2 separate regions of the Homo sapiens genome follow, and region 2 is linked to region 1. Evidence: chromatin loops called from intact Hi-C (ENCODE). Cell type or tissue: dorsolateral prefrontal cortex. All regions are shown on one strand.

The links. A loop is a pair of places that touch in the nucleus more often than their neighbours do. Peaks named below come from ENCODE experiments on the same cell type or tissue, not always from the same donor. Only the 100,000 strongest peaks of a DNase experiment are listed, where the experiment ranks them.
Region 2: a loop joins it to region 1, with 4 times the contacts of the local background. A loop is called at or near these places in 9 of 110 quality-filtered maps.

What each region holds. Positions count from the first base shown.
Region 1 is chr2:197,002,032-197,010,031 of GRCh38, reverse strand. It overlaps ANKRD44 (ankyrin repeat domain 44), which reads left to right. Exons shown (of 28, transcript NM_001195144.2): 19 at 1,001-1,088; 20 at 2,109-2,226; 21 at 4,122-4,338. Among named protein-coding and RNA genes, the nearest start is that of PGAP1, 79 kb to the right of the region's middle. In dorsolateral prefrontal cortex, no CTCF peak of the experiment used is centred here; a DNase peak (open chromatin) is centred at 4,261; H3K4me3 peaks cover 710 bases; H3K27ac peaks cover 2,400 bases.
Region 2 is chr2:196,845,182-196,853,181 of GRCh38, reverse strand. It overlaps PGAP1 (post-GPI attachment to proteins inositol deacylase 1), which reads left to right. Exons shown (of 27, transcript NM_024989.4): 21 at 5,145-5,235; 22 at 5,982-6,179; 23 at 7,165-7,300. Among named protein-coding and RNA genes, the nearest start is that of C2orf66, 40 kb to the right of the region's middle. In dorsolateral prefrontal cortex, a CTCF peak has its summit at 3,107 (motif pointing left); no DNase peak of the experiment used is centred here.

The DNA.
Region 1 (8,000 bases):
CTCACACTTCCACTCCCTTCTCTCCCTTCTTCCTTCTTTTTAAAGGGGTTGGAGGCAGGGTAGATACAGTATGATTATATGGAATTGGGTGACTCAGAGGAACAAAAAGGGGAGCTGACTAGTGGGGAGAGATTATTAGTCCCATGACAGGAGATAAGAAAGGACCCCAAGTGTAAGAAAAAACCCTCAACACAGGAACTAGAAAAGGAAGGTGGGGATCAATGCACCCTGCTAGGAAGAAGGGGGAAGACAGATTAACACAGAGGCACTCTGCCTGGAAACTACCTTGAGCTGGAAGCCGAGGGGGATCCAGCGGCAACAATGGAAAACCACTGATTTGAAGTCCAAATAAATGTCACTTGGGGCCAGGCACGGTGGCTCATGCCTGTAATCCCAGCACTTTGGGAGGCCAAGGCAGTCAGATTGCTTGAGCCCAGAAGTTCAAGACCAGCCTAGGCAACATGGTGAAACCCCATCTCTACTAAAAATGCAAAAATTAGCGGGTGTGGTGGTGCATGCCTATAATCCCAGCTACTCGGGAGGCAGAATAATCACTTGAACTCGGGAGGCGGAGGTTGCAGTGAGCCAAGATCATATCATTGCACTCCAGCCTGGACGACAGAGTGAGATTCTGTCTCAGAAGGTCACTTGGTGGCTCATGCCTGTAATCCCAGCACTTTGGGAGGCCGAGGCTGGCGGATCACCTGGGGCTAGGAATTCGAGACCAGCCTGGCCAAGATGGTGAGACCCTGTCTCTACTAAAAATGCAAAAATTAGCCAGGCATGGTGGTGCATGCCTGTAATCCCAGCTACTCAGGAGGCTGAGGCAGGAGAATAGCTTGAACCTGGGAGGTGGAGATTGCAATGAGATGACATCGCCCCACTGCACTCCAGCCTGGCGACAGAGCAAGACTCCATCTCAAAAAAAAGAAAAAGTCATTTGGAAGAGATATGTGTAGTGTTGTTCTGTTAAAAGACTGTCCACTGTTTTCTTTTTCAGTAATTAATGGTCACACACTGTGTTTACGGCTGTTGCTAGAAATTGCAGACAACCCGGAGGCGGTCGATGTGAAAGATGCCAAAGGACAGTAAGTGCGCTCACACGTGGCCTTGGGTTGACATTTCAATCACAGCAGCTACCTGGTTGGTTTCTTAAATCATTACAAGGCTGACTGCGGAACCGAGAAATTGGAGGAATATATTTGGACCAGGACCAATACACAATGAGGTGGCTTTAAGTCACAGTGCGTATATCCAAGAAAAGCATGAAGGAGTGGGTGTGCACATGTCTTGATGAAAGGATCACCTTTTTAAGGGCTGTGGCCATGTTTCCCGGCTCTTATTTATATTCTCTCCTTTGTTCCCTCTTTCCGCCCATTTTTACCTTCTTCTGAAGCTGCTACACCATTGCCATTTTCTAATTAATAAATAGGACAGACCTCATGAGGTTATCTCTATTATTAAAATCCTTCAGATGCCTTTTCTTCCTCAACTTTGCTTTTTCAAAGTAATTTCCTTCTGTTGGCATATTCCCCACCTAATCTTCTCTTACAAATAGGAAATGCAGAGCAAAAGTCAGCAGTGACTAGCCCCAGGCATGTGAATCAGTGTGATAGTCAGAATCTCACCTCCCTCTTGCATCACAACACTTCATTCTTTCCCGGAGACTTGACAGACTTTTCTTTAGGGAAAGAAGCTTTGTGTAAATGAAATCTTTAGCAGAAGTCCAACATAGAATACTACAAAGTAGAGCTGCTCTGATGGAAGCAAGAGGGGCTTCTGCATACACATACTCCCCGCCCTTGATATCTAGTAAATGCTACATGGATCTGAAAATGATGGGATTAACATGAATATTTTGAAAAGGAAGCTTCCCCTGCCTCATCCCTAGGGATCATTCCACTAACAACATTCCATGTGGCCATTAGAGCAGAGGCAGATAGCTTGTTCTGCATATTGTATAGCAAACTGGGGACACTTAGAAAATATTAAGAAATTGTCAAAAGGAGAGGGGAAGAGAATGGGAGAAAGAGAATGTCTTCCTACTGGTAGTGATGAATATTTTTTTAAATCTCCTTTTTAAAAGCCTGCTTTATCTCTCTGCCTAGAACACCACTGATGCTTGCAGTAGCATATGGACATATTGACGCTGTTTCATTGTTACTTGAAAAGGAAGCCAACGTAGACACTGTTGACATCCTAGGATGCACAGCTTTACACAGAGGGGTATGTACATCTTTCTCAGCTCTAGTCAAGCAATTTTTTTAATGAGCTTGTTTTCTTTTTTAGCAAACAATTACAAAGGGCCTACTTTGATTGGATTTTTAGCAAAAAATGTTTAGCAAAAATTGTTTCCTAATACAACCAATTAACCTTATTCAGTCCAAAAGAAATTACAAAATCCTTGGCAAAGGCAAAATAATGGAAGGTTTTGCTCTTAAGATTTCATGTTAGATTGTGATAATAGATGCATGAACACCTACTGCTGGTGAAATTGGTTCTGCTTTCTGACTACAAAATACAAGTATATCATAGAAAATTTGCAGAATATTTTTTTTTAAAGCCCAGAGAAGAAAATCACAATCACCAGTAATCATACCTCCTGGAGATAACCACTATTTGATGTATATTATCTCCAATCTTTTTTCTATATATAGATTTGTTTTAGATTTTAAAAAGAGAATACTGAAGATATCATTTGGATTCTGCTTTTTTCTCTTAGTATATCAAGGATCTTTTTTCATTTCATTTTTTTCTGCATCATGATTTTTAATGCCTCATTGTGTTCAAGTGTCATAGTTTATTTCAATGATTACCTGGTTTTCAGTAGTTATGCAATTTCTAATTGTTTGTCCTTACAAATAATGCCAAAATATGTATCCTGTGGGCAATTATTTGCACACATCTGTTGAAGTGTTTGGTTTTTTTTTTTTAATCTCACTCTTATCACCCAGGCTGGAGTGTAGTGGCACAATCTCAGCTCACTGCAACCTCCACCTCCCAGGCTCAATGATCCTCCCACCTCAACTCCCCCCAGTAACTGGGACCACAGGTGCATGCCAGCATGCCCAGCTAATTTTTGTATTTTCTGTTGAGATGGGGTTTTGCCATGTTGCCCAGGCAGGTCTCAAACTGCTGGGCTCAAGTGATCCTCCTGCCTCCACCTCACAAAGTGCTGGGATTACAGGCATTAGCCACTTGCACCCTCTGAACTGTTTTTTAAAGCATGCCAAATAAACTAAGTAAACACAAGCAGAAATCATAAAATTGCTATTTTGGGCTGGTACCAAGTACACTGATAAATGAAGAGAAGAGGAACGCTATGTGATCATTGTCACAGTCATAGTTTTTATTTCTCAGTTGCTTCCTGTGTGCTGTACAACAAGCTGAGAGCCTTTGCATCTGTTATCTCAGTCCTCACAACGTCCTCTGAAGTTGTTATTACTATTCTTATATATAGGTGAATAGAGTGAGGGATGGAGAGGCGAACTGACCTGTCACAGGGGTGCCAAGATTTCACTTAGATCTTCCTGATTCTAAAACTCATGTTTACTGCTGCATCATGATATCTTTCTTTCTTTCTTTTTGAGATGGAGTCTTGCTCTGTCGCCCAGGCCGTAGTGCAGTGGCGCAATGTGGGCTCACTGCAAGCTCTGCCTCCCAGGTTCACGCCATTCTCCTGCCTCAGCCTCCCAAGTAGCTGGGACTACAGGGACCCACGACCATGCCAGGCTAATTTTTCGTATTTTTTTTAGTAGAGATGGGGTTTCACCATGTTAGCCAGGATGGTCTCGATCTCCTGACCTAGTGATCCTCCTGCCTCGGCCTCCCAAAGTGCTGGGATTACAGGCGTGAGCCACCACGCCCGGCCGCATCATGATATCTTTCACAGTTGTCAGGAGAGGCAAGAGATATTTCGAAAATGCTGATGTTCACAGATTTTTCTGTTATGAATTTTGCTGAGGTTGTCCTGCCTTCTGCCCTTGAAATAGGACAGAGTCTGCCTTCCTTAAAGACCCAGGCATATGTCCACTTGCTCTAAGCCCAGCCTCACTTAGCCAACTGCTTTGCTTCCTTAGTCTTCTGAGGTTTGTTTTGTGTTTTTAATTACAATGCATCAGATTATGACAGGACACGAGGAATGTGTGCAAATGCTGCTGGAACAAGAAGTGTCAATTCTCTGTAAAGATTCCAGAGGGAGGACGCCCTTGCACTATGCAGCTGCTCGTGGCCACGCCACGTGGCTGAGCGAGCTGCTCCAAATGGCTCTTTCTGAGGAGGACTGTTGTTTCAAAGATAACCAAGGCTACACGCCGCTGCACTGGGCTTGTTACAATGGTGAGTTGCTTATCATTTGACTGATTCCACTAGACTTCCTACCCCAGGACCACTGTGAGCTCAGTGGAGGTGAGAGCCTTATGTAATTCTGCAAACCATGGTTTCTAATCTTTCTGCATCCAAGATATCTTTTTTGTGTATTTTGTTTGTTTTTTTAATAGTTCTCACCCCTCCACAGCTGCTGTGATGCCTTAACTGAGTAAAAGTTCACTTTCCCCTTTTAGTTAATCATTAACACTTAACCGTAATCAGAACCGATAAGCTTAAATGACCAATTTTATTCAGGGTTTCTGATCTATATAATATAACCAGGATCCCACAAGGGATTAAAATAATAAAACTAATACCAAATATATGTATATAATTTAATAACCTGTCACAATTGATTACTAGTAGATGCATGGTTCATCTTTTGGTGTTTGTTGTGTTTCATATTCCTTATTTATTTTGTTGTACTTATTATTTGGGAGATTTTTAAATTTGTATTTCACTTAATTTAAAAATGCATCCTAATTATACCAATTCCAAAGTACAGAAATATCTGAAGTAAAATTGTTTCCATTTCTAAACCTACTTTCTAATGTAATTTTGTGTGCATCTTTCATAATTTTTCCTTTGAAAATATAAATAATTATAAATTAATGTGTATATTTTTTGAAACTGGAATTATAGAACAAATAGCAGCCATTCTATAATTTTTTGTTGGTGTTTAAATTGTATTGCAGATATTCTTACAAGTCAATATGTATCAATATGGATTGATCTTATAATGGTTGTATATTATTTCATAGCAATATGTATACCAGAACTTATTATTTATTCAACCAGGTTTCTGTGGATTGACATTCAGATTTCTTTTTTCCTATTACAAGCAATGCAGCAATGTGCATGTCCATATTATGGTACCATAAATTCTCTCAGATAAGTTTCCAGAAATAAAATTATTGAGTAAGGGGGTTTGTGTATTTTTTAATTTTAATAAATTATACCATATTATTTTGCAAAAAGGATATCAAAATTTATTATTTCACCAAACATTTGTATAAAAGTTAGTGTTTTTCCTCATGCTTGCCAACCCAGAATAACACCTTTTTAAATTTTTGTCGATTTGAGAGGCAAAAGGTATCTTCTTGTTTCAATTTGCATTTCCCTATCTAATAGTACCCTGGCTATTTGTATTTCTTCTTCTAGAAATTACTTTTTCCATCCACTGTTCACTTTTTTCCTATTGAGCTATTTATCTTTTCTCGTATGCTTGTGGGAGCACCTTGTCTTGGTGATAAGAATGTGATATGAATGAATGTTTAATGATATGAATGTCTTAGAAATATGAATATTTTTGTTCCTTGTTTAGGATGTTTTTTTCCACTTAGAGATTTTGAGCTTTTATGTACTTGAATCAGTTACAGAGATACATTTCTATTATATTTTCAACAAATATGTATTGAATAACTACAATGGCAGCTACTGTTTAGATACTTGAAATATGTCAATGAACAAAACCAAGATCCTATCAGATTTTGTATGGTTTCCAGGTTTCCAGTCTCTCTTCAAAAGGTCTCCTACCCCTAAGATTATATGGATATTTTCCCATGTATTTTTTACTTTGCTTCTATAATTTTCTTTTTACATTTTCAATTAGTCAATTAAAATTTTAATTTAGAAACCATTAATAGTTCCACAAAAGGCGTTTGTGTGTGTGTGTGTGTGTTCTAATTATATCAATTTAAGACCTCTTACTGTGTTTTCACTACGGTCCTCTTTTTTCATTCATTCTGCTCAGTAAGAGCCAAATTTTCTATTTCCTCAACTTGGTTTTGTTCCCTTCCTGCCATTGGAGGATTGTGATTTTTTTTTTTAACCTACTAATGGGTGACCCCCATCTGGGTCAAGCTGTGGGAGCTCTCTGGCACTGGAGAACCTACAAGAGGAGAAGGATGCAGTGAGAGTGCTGATTATAATGGCGGGCCGCAAACCTGACACAGACCAGATCCTCTCTTCAGGGCTCAGGGTGAGAGGTGTCTGTGTTCCTAGCCTCTCCAGGTACAGGCAGGGGAGGAGGAGCAGTCTCCTCCTAAGCCGTTCACCCTTTCAGTGCAGCCTTTGTCCAGGACTGAGTTTCAAGCTCCCATCTTCCCAGACTCCTTTTTACTAGGCACTTTGAAATATTGAAAGGAGCTCAGTCATCTCCAGTCCTACCTGTACAGACTCTTAAATTGGGATTCATATAGTCCCCACTTAAGGAATGCTATGTGTGGATGCTACCCTAAGCTAGATCCTTTGGAAGACTTGAGGTGTCTGGGACTATTTCAATGACGGTTCCATGTAGTTAGTTGGAAGGCTAAATCATACAACTTTCCTAGAGCTGCTGGCTTTTTTTTTTCTAGGGGTGTATGGAGTCTTACTCTGTCACCCAGGCTTGTGGCGTGATTTCGGCTCACCACAACCTTTGCCTCCTGGGTTCAAGCGATTCTCCTGCCTCAGCCTCCCGAGTAGCTGGAACTACAGACAGGCACCACCACACATCTTTTTTTTTTTTTGGTATTTTTAGGAGAGATGGGGTTTCGCCATGTTGGCCAGGCTGGTCTTGAACTCCTGACCTCAAGTAATTCGCCCGCCTCGACCTCCCAAAATGCTGGGATTACAGGCATGAGCCACCATGCCCAGCCACTGCCAGTTTTTTATATTTATTACTTCATAAGCTTTTTAATCTGTCTAAAAGCAATATTGCCTATTCTCTTTTTAGATATAAGAAAAGTTTGATTTGTATTTTAATATTTCAAATTGTCCCATCTACATCATTCTGAGGTAGATCATAAGGGAACTTTCACTAACTTAGCACTGAGTTCAACCAAGAAGAGGTTTCAGGACAATCTGTGTTGCAAAGCAAAATGGCAATGCCTTCCCACATTAGAATTGAGAACCACAGAGACTTTGTCGTTGTTTTTTGTTTTTTGTTTTAACCAGGTCTGTAATGAGGGAATGCTTAGTCAGGCTGGGGAACCATCACCCTTCTTCCTGGGAGACAATACCAGGCAGCAAGATCTGTCTTACAATTGTATAGAACGTCACAAACCACACTGAGGCCCTTTATTGAGTAAAGTTCTCACCATCCTGTGACATAGGTAGGGCAGGTATTCCTAGTCCAGTTTTGAATATGTGAGAAACTGAGGCTCAGAGATCCCAAGTAAATTGCCTCAGATCACATAACAAGTAAGCTGACAGCTAGGACCTTACTTAACTTGAATTCAGTTGATTTGGAAACTACCTACCATTTTGTTGAAAATAATTTCACATATTCATTCATCTACTTATTTGAATAGTGCTTACTGAATGCCCATGATGTGCCAAGAACTGTTCTTGGGGGCAGTTAAAACACATATAGTATTTTATAGTCAATTTTCACATGCATTATCTCAAATACTGTTTTCTCCTAATCACAGTTTCGCCTCTCCACTAGAATGCATAATGTAAGTGGAAGTATTTGTATGGGTGAAAGGTACATTTCCTCTTATAAATGTGGACAAATTGAAGCATGCCTGTGTGAGGCATCTATCTTTCAAGAGCTGAGAATAAAACAGAATATATTCTGCTTGCAAATGAGTCATCTTCTCTGTCTCTCTTCACCAGACCATATGACCTTCATTGTTTTATTTGTTCAT
Region 2 (8,000 bases), 160 kb after region 1:
TCTCAGGAGGAAATGTGGCAGAAACAGAAACTCTGGACAGTGTAGAGGATGGCTGTTAATGAAACAGATTTCAGAGTTAAAAATCAAAACCCTTTCCAATTTTCTAAGAGTAAATGAATATTTCAAGAAAGCCTTGCTGCTTCTACATAGGGGACCAAATTTTTAGTTTTGCATTAGTATATCTTTAATATCGAATCTTAATCTTTAGAAAGACACAAATCTCTTTTATAGCCAATTTGATCACATGCAGAATTTTCTTTCATAAAGTCACTCTTCATCAACTTTTTTCATGACTTACTCAGACCTTTGATAACATGCTTAGCCTTTCTGTCTTGTCCAAGTATTTCCTATTTCTTAAATAACCAGTCATTTTACTTTAGGACAAAAATGGATCACATAAGTTGTTCTTATAAAAACTATTCTGTTTTGTTTTTAACCTTCCTTACCAAAAACACATTCTCAACCCATAACTTTATTCACATCTCTCTCTTACTTACTGGTTCCTTTCTATCTTGTTTCTATTTTTTTCTAAATCTATATTTTGAAACACCTTTAAGTACATCCAAATTAGACAAAATTATTTTTTGTCAATAAAGAACACATTTGTATGCCTTTCTTATAATTTTTCTCATCAATAATACATTATTTTTGATATATTTTATATACATTAATTAGAATTGTTATTATAAATTAATTTCTATTTTTAACTAGAAATTTAACTCTTAGTAACCTTAAATTTAACAAGTAATTTGAACTGTCACTTATTAGTATTTAATAGATGAGAACCAGCTTATTTATTAAAGATTTACTTAAGTCACTGAGCTAAAAGACACTTGGGTTAATTAGTATATAATTTGTATGAGTACTCATTTATTGAAGCCAATCTGAATAGAATTTCTTAGGGGATTTTTGGCCAACTATGCCAATACATGTACATATGTATAAATGTACCTGAACATATATAGACATACTCAAAAGCCTTATAGATTTCATTTTGGAATTTTAATTATAAAGTAGTAATACAAACTCACTGGTTTGTGAAAGATAATTAGATTTTAATTATAAAGTAGTAATACAAACTCACTGGTTTATGAAAGATAATTAGATCCAAATTACATTTCTGACAAAATTGGGCCCCTATATGTAATTAAGGCTGTGGAACAAAATTTGGGGTAAAGTAGCCTGTAGAATGCAGATCACGTAAAATATTAAATTTGACACACAGAAAACCAAAAGTAAATTCCCTAGAAAAGACATGTCTAACGAACAGAATGTAAATTCCGTAGAAACTCGGGTCCTCAAACCACAAAGACATTTGTCTTTAAACCAGGAAAGACTTGCCAGAAAAGACAAAAGGTCTTCTGTCATCCCAGGAGAGATGTAAGGTCCTTTATTTACCAGATCCAGAATAAAGTCAAGAGGTTCTACCTTGATTTTAGAGGGAGAGAGAGTCTTGGCCTGACAAAAGGTGTGCCGTGGAAGCAGAGAGCTCCAGGGGCTCATATGAGTACTGCACACCAGTTCTAAGCATCACAAACTGTGTCCAAAAGTAATCCTATTCAAGGTCCTACCTCTGGACACTCTTCATGTCAACCTAAATAACAAACAGAGAGGGGCTCTCTAAAAGAAAATAATGTTTATTTGGGAATAGGGTATTGGAACAGGAGTCCACAGGTCATAGTAAATTGTTTGCATATTCAGGAAGGTAAAGGAAGACAATGGGTGTTAAAGAAAAAATGAGGAGGATTACATAATTGTTTTGAAATAATTATCCTTGCCTATAAGGATCCATAACAAGGGTGGTGGCAGCCCGAGGTTGGACAAGTAGTTGCTGGGCAGATGTCCTCAGAGAAGTATTTTTGTGTGTGTGTAAGGTTGCAGTGGCCTTTGTGCAGAGTTGTGGTTTTTGCAGAGTCTTCTGTGACAGTTTTGCTATTATGTATACAAGCATGAGAACCCTCCCTTCACAGCCTTCCCTGGCTCTATTTGTCAGGGTTTTTTTATTTTTTTGTTTTTTTTAAAAAAAACAAAAAAACAGTGACTCCATTTTGATTCTGACAACTTTCATTGTCAGAACTGAATTGTTTCTTTATCTGTAAGGTCTGTTCTCCATCTCTTTTTCTCCCCTTATAATTTATCAAATAAAACTTTTTTATACTTTTGCATTTTCTATGTTTGGAGTTTACTGATTCCATCCCCTTGCTGGAGTTGAACATGTTTTTCTATTTTCTATAAATTGATAATTAGAGCTATAGGTGTGATCAGATTCAGGTTATTTCCCACCAATCCCCATCCCTGTTCTTTTTTTGCTGCTGCTGCTGCAAGAATCGTTCATAATATGTATACTTCTAATAAGAGACACTCACTCCCTAATTTCCTTCCTTGTCATCCTAGTTTGTTTCCTTTTCTTTCTTCCCTTCCTTCCCCTCCCATCTCTTTTTTTCATCTTCCTCTTTCCCTCCCTTCCTCCCTTCCTTCCATTTTTCCTTCCTTCCTTCTGACCGTCCATCTGTTGTTCCTTCCTCCTTCCCTCCTTCCTTCCAAGAGCCAATGCTTCCTTGCTGCCTTGTCATCCTACATGTGGCTAAACAAGACAGATGATTTCTTAAATTTATCGTCCCTCTCTCCCAAATTTGCAAGAGTTTGGGATCCTCTTAAGTTTTAAGACATCCCCAAGAAAATTCCTCACTTGTTTTCTCCATTTTATACCCTGGCACTTGAAGTTTTCTTCCTATAGTCTGAAGACTTCTTAAAATGTAGAGCCTGATCTTGTTCTCCATTCTATTCCTAGTGCCTAAGATAGTGCCAAGCACACAGTAGGCATTTACTGTAATATTTGAGCTGCATCAACTGTGTCAGTTAGATCCTGGCATACTGAATGGAATAATTGAGATTATAATGGACTATTTCAAAGGTATATGTGCAGGGTTAAGAGAAACCAACAAGAAATGATAAGATGCTAAACTAGTAACAGAGCCAGCTGGTACTCCAAGGTACCAGGACAAGAGAAGGAACAAACCTAGAGGGCTCTAGGAGTGGATAACATTCCTGGAGCTGTAGCCTTGGGTGCAGGAACACTACAACCACTGCCACCCTGTGGCTCAGCAGGAAAAAGATGAGGAAATACATACACTAACCTTATTTTCTCCTACCCTCCTATCTGCTGATACCTCTTAATTCCTGAACTTACCTAGAAGCCAGTCTATAAAAGTCAGCCTCCCAGAATTCAGGAAAAAGTGAGGGGTGGAGAATGGATCTGGAGAAGCAGATGTAGAAACTGTAGTACAATGGACAAAACCTTCCCTGGAGTATAGCAGTTATTAGTTTCCCAGGAGGCTAAAACTTTGTTTCGTTGGGCTTGGACAGTGATTAAGGGATGCAGGAGCAGGGAAAAAAGAATTTGGCCTGAATATATTAAAGCAGCAGTCCATAAATCCCCTCCACTCAAATCTTTCTACAGCTACTTAGTGCCCTTCAGTTACTTTTATACAATTTCAAGTCTGCCTTTAGTGTTAATTTTAACCTGATTTAACCTATATTCCAGGAAGTGGTAAGCAATATTCAGTTGATCTGTGCCAGACCCAGCCTTTTAATTAAGAGATTATTCTGGCTGGGTGTGGTGGCTCACACCTGTAATCCCAACACTTTGGGAGACTGAGGCGGGTGGATCACGAGGTCGGGAGATCCAGACCATCCTAGCTAACACGGTGAAACCCCGTCTCTACTAAAAAAAAAAAAAAATACAAAAAAATTAGCCAGGCGTGGTGGCACGTGCCTGTAGTCCCAGCTACTCGGAAGGCTGAGGCAGGAGAATGGCATGAACCCGGGAGGCAGAGGTTGCCGTGAGCCAAGATCGTGCCACTGCACTCCAGCCTGGTGACAGAATGAGACTCTTTATAAAAAAAAAAAAAAAAAAAAAATTATTCTGACACTATGACATCAACCAGAACCAGACTTAAGTATAAATGTCTATCTTGTTTTGAAAGTCTGAAAAAGGTCTCGTTTTTCTTGGTTTCAACTGACTTGATAATTGATTCTCAGACATATAGAATGTACATCTAGGGGATATTTGATGCTGGTTAATCTAGAGGCTTTAAGTACTGGATTATGTATCCAGCCAATTAAATATGTAGTTCTGAACCAAGGATGCTTATCAAAAATCACCTGTGGATTATACCCACTAGAACGACTATAATTTTAAAAAGACAAATAATAAGTTTTAATGAGGATGTGGAAAACCTGGAACCCTCATACACTGCTGGTAGGAGTGTAAAATAGTGTCGCTACTGTGAAAAACAGTCTGACAATTCCTCAAATGGCTAAATACAGAGTTATTGCATAACTCAGCATCTGCATTCCTAGGAATATAACCAAGAAAAATGAAAGCATATATTCATACAAAAACTTATATGCAAATGTTCATAGGAGTATTATTCATAACAGCCAAAAAGCAGAAACAACCCAAATGTCTGTCAATTGATGAATGGAAAAATAAAATGTAGTATAATCATACAATGGAATAAAAGGAATTTGATTAAAAAGAAATTAAATGAAATACTGGTATATGTTACAACATGGATGAATCTTGAAAAAAGTGGAAGGAGACCATCACAAAAGACCACATATTATGATTCCATGTATGTGAAGTGTTCAGAATAGGCCTATCTTTAGAGAAGGAAAGTAGATTACTGGTTGCCAAAGGATGGGAATTTGGGGGGTAATAGTTAAAAGAAAACTTTCTTTTGTGGGTAATGAAAGTGTTCTAAGACTGTGGTGATAGATGTACAATTCTGAATATACTAAAAACCACTAAATTGTATATGTTTAAATAGAAGAATTATATCAGAATTTTGTCCCATAAAGCTAATTTTTTAAATCACTTGTGGAGCTTTGTGAAAATACAGCTGGTGAAACCCCAGCTTTGACTTCCTGAATTTGTTTTTACAAGTGATTGAATGTGTACTCTAATATAAGAACCATTGAATTACAGCTATTTTTAATCTTTCAAGAAGAGTCTCTGTGATAGTAATGAAGACCCTTACTTTCTCTGACATAAAATATGTTGCTGTTTTAGAGAACGTGGGATATAGTATATCTCATACTTAATTACTGTAAATTGCATGTAACTTTTTTTAAATCACCAGGTTGTTGCTTAGAATATGCTACCATGTTGGATAAAGAAGCCAAACCATACAAAGTTGATCCTTTTGTAATTATCATTAAGTTTCTGTTGGGGTAAGTTTTATTATCTGTGATAATGATTTTAATTGTGTTTTACATGTAACATTATATTTGGTTCCATAATGCAATATAAATTTTCATACAGATTTGGCAGTTGACTTGTTTCATTAAATGAGGTTTTTTTTTTCTCTTAGGCAAAGGTCTAATAAGTATATCAATGTCTACTTCAATAGTATCATTTCAAAAGTAATTATTCACTTTATGTATATCAGTCTAAACTTAGACTGCCTTTAATGTTTGTAAATAGGTGTATATGGTCCATGATCTGTGAGTATCCTAGATTCAAACGCAAATCATTACAGGGTATTGATGAAACAGTGCCTCTCTGATCACTTTTAAAAGTATATTTTAGACCTCTCTACCCTAGTTAACATTCCATTCTTAATTTAGTCACATTTTCAGATTTTTGGTTAAGCATCAATATGTAGATCTTTTTTTCCATCATTACAACTAACTTGGCTTTCTAAAAAAAAAAAAAAAAAGAACATATTACTTTCTACTAGTATCAATATAGATTAGTAAAGCTATACTGAAATGCAGATCTTCAAAGATCAGTAGGCTCACTTGGAAAATAAATGACTTGTTCCATACAAAGAATTAAAAATTTGTTTTTCAGTATAATTATAAATTAAGTATCATGGAACTTTAGAGACTCTCTTGAATAGTCAGACACCTCAAATATTAAGTCCTTAAATTTCAGTTGTTGGGTTTTTTGCTTTTATATTTTCTTTTCTCCACAGGTATAAATGGTTTAAAGAATTGTGGGATGTATTATTGTTACCAGAATTAGATGCCGTCATTTTAACTTGTCAGAGTATGTGTTTCCCCCTGATATCCTTGATTCTCTTTCTGTTTGGAACGTGTACTGCCTACTGGAGTGGCCTACTGTCTTCTGCATCTGTGAGACTTCTTTCTTCATTGTGGCTAGCTTTGAAAAGGTAAAGAATGAATGATTAACAGCTTTCTTATTGCTTTAAGAAGAAATATATATTCTGATAAGGAACCTGAAATTAATTATTTTTACTAAACTATTTTCTAAGGAAAAATATATAACTAGCGAAAGTATGGGTTAGTGTTCAAAGTTATGTCTGTGAAAGCTAATCATTTATTAAGAGTTAAATGTTACATTTGATTTTGACCTTAGCGCTCAAGAGTTAATAAGAAAAGTTTGACAAATTACGCAGATAGTTTTACATTTCGTGGTTGTGAATCTTTCCCAGGAGGGATTGTTTCTCCCATAATATTGCTTTTATATGCTGACTTCTATATTGAAACCAGGGGGCAAGAGACTGTAAACCAGATATTAGGATCAGATTAGATGAGATATATAAAAGCTCCAAAAACATTGCCTAGAGTTTTATTATGGGCCCAATGACACAGTTTGAATCTGAAGTTACTGGTAGGCTTTCCTGGTAAATCATCAATCTAGTGCCCATTGCCACTCCTCCTTACCAGACATGTCATGTGATTTCCTGTCACAGAGGGGATTATGGTGGGTGTGATGCTTCTTCCTCCACCCTTCTGAGATGCTTCAGATAGGGGTTCTGATAGTAACACCATCAAGGGTCTGAGTGGTCTCTAGGCTTTAAGAAATAGAACATAGTTTCTCCTCCTGTCAAGACTGGAGATGTATGGCACAGAGTGTATAATTAATGATTATCTTTGGTAACATTTTTTCACCTGTAGTACAAGTATCAGCTATAGTATTATCAAAATGGTAGAGGAGTTATCACAATACATTACAGAACTTAAAATCAAATATTTGGGACCACTTGCCTTTATTTAAAAAATACCTTGTTGTTTACCTTATGTATTTGCATATAAGCAAGAGAGACTGGGAGGGTACTATATTGTTTTCTTCTTATATGTGACTATATAAATATTTGTTAATATATATTTTAAACTTTATTCTTATAATTCCAGACCCTCTGAACTTCCTAAAGATATCAAGATGATATCACCAGACTTGCCCTTTTTGACAATTGTCTTGATCATAGTTAGTTGGACAACTTGTGGAGCACTAGCCATACTTCTTTCTTATCTTTACTATGTGTTTAAGGTATGTCAAATCAGTAAAGCCAAAATGATTGAGCTTTGTATTAGGCACATACATGTAGGATGTTCCGTAGGCATTGTTAACAAAAATTCTCATAAACACTGTAGTAACCCTCTGTTACATAACGGGTTTGAATGTAATTAGTTATTTAAATTACATACAATTAACTGGAAAAGGGAAATTATTGATCTAAGTTGGGGTTTTTTTGTTGTTAAAAAGGAAAGGGAAAGGAGAAGATATAATCTGTTTCTGCTTGCTTCTTAGTCTTTACAAGTGTTAAATTTTTTTTTTTTTTTAACATTTCACTAGGGCAGTTTATATTCACACCTCTTTTTGAACATGGGTAAGAGACGAAACAAAAAGTGATGTCAGTAGGATCAAGCTATTAATCATACTAAGATAATATAAAATGTTACAAATGTTGCTGAAGGATCAGAAGATGACAATAAAAATAATTAGGCTAATATTTTTACTGAAGAAGTGAAAAACGTGTCTGATAAAGCTGACAGCTTTGCAAAGAAAAAAAAAAAAATCCAGGAGGTAATACAAGTGTATTCTCTCCATGTTATTCTTAGGAACAGACAGTTGACATCAGAGTGGATAATTCTTTTTTTCCTTAAAAATGAAATTTTTAAAAGTGTAAATACATGCATATCATATATTATTTTCAGTTTTCCAAAGGAAATTTATATGCTTCTTAAAA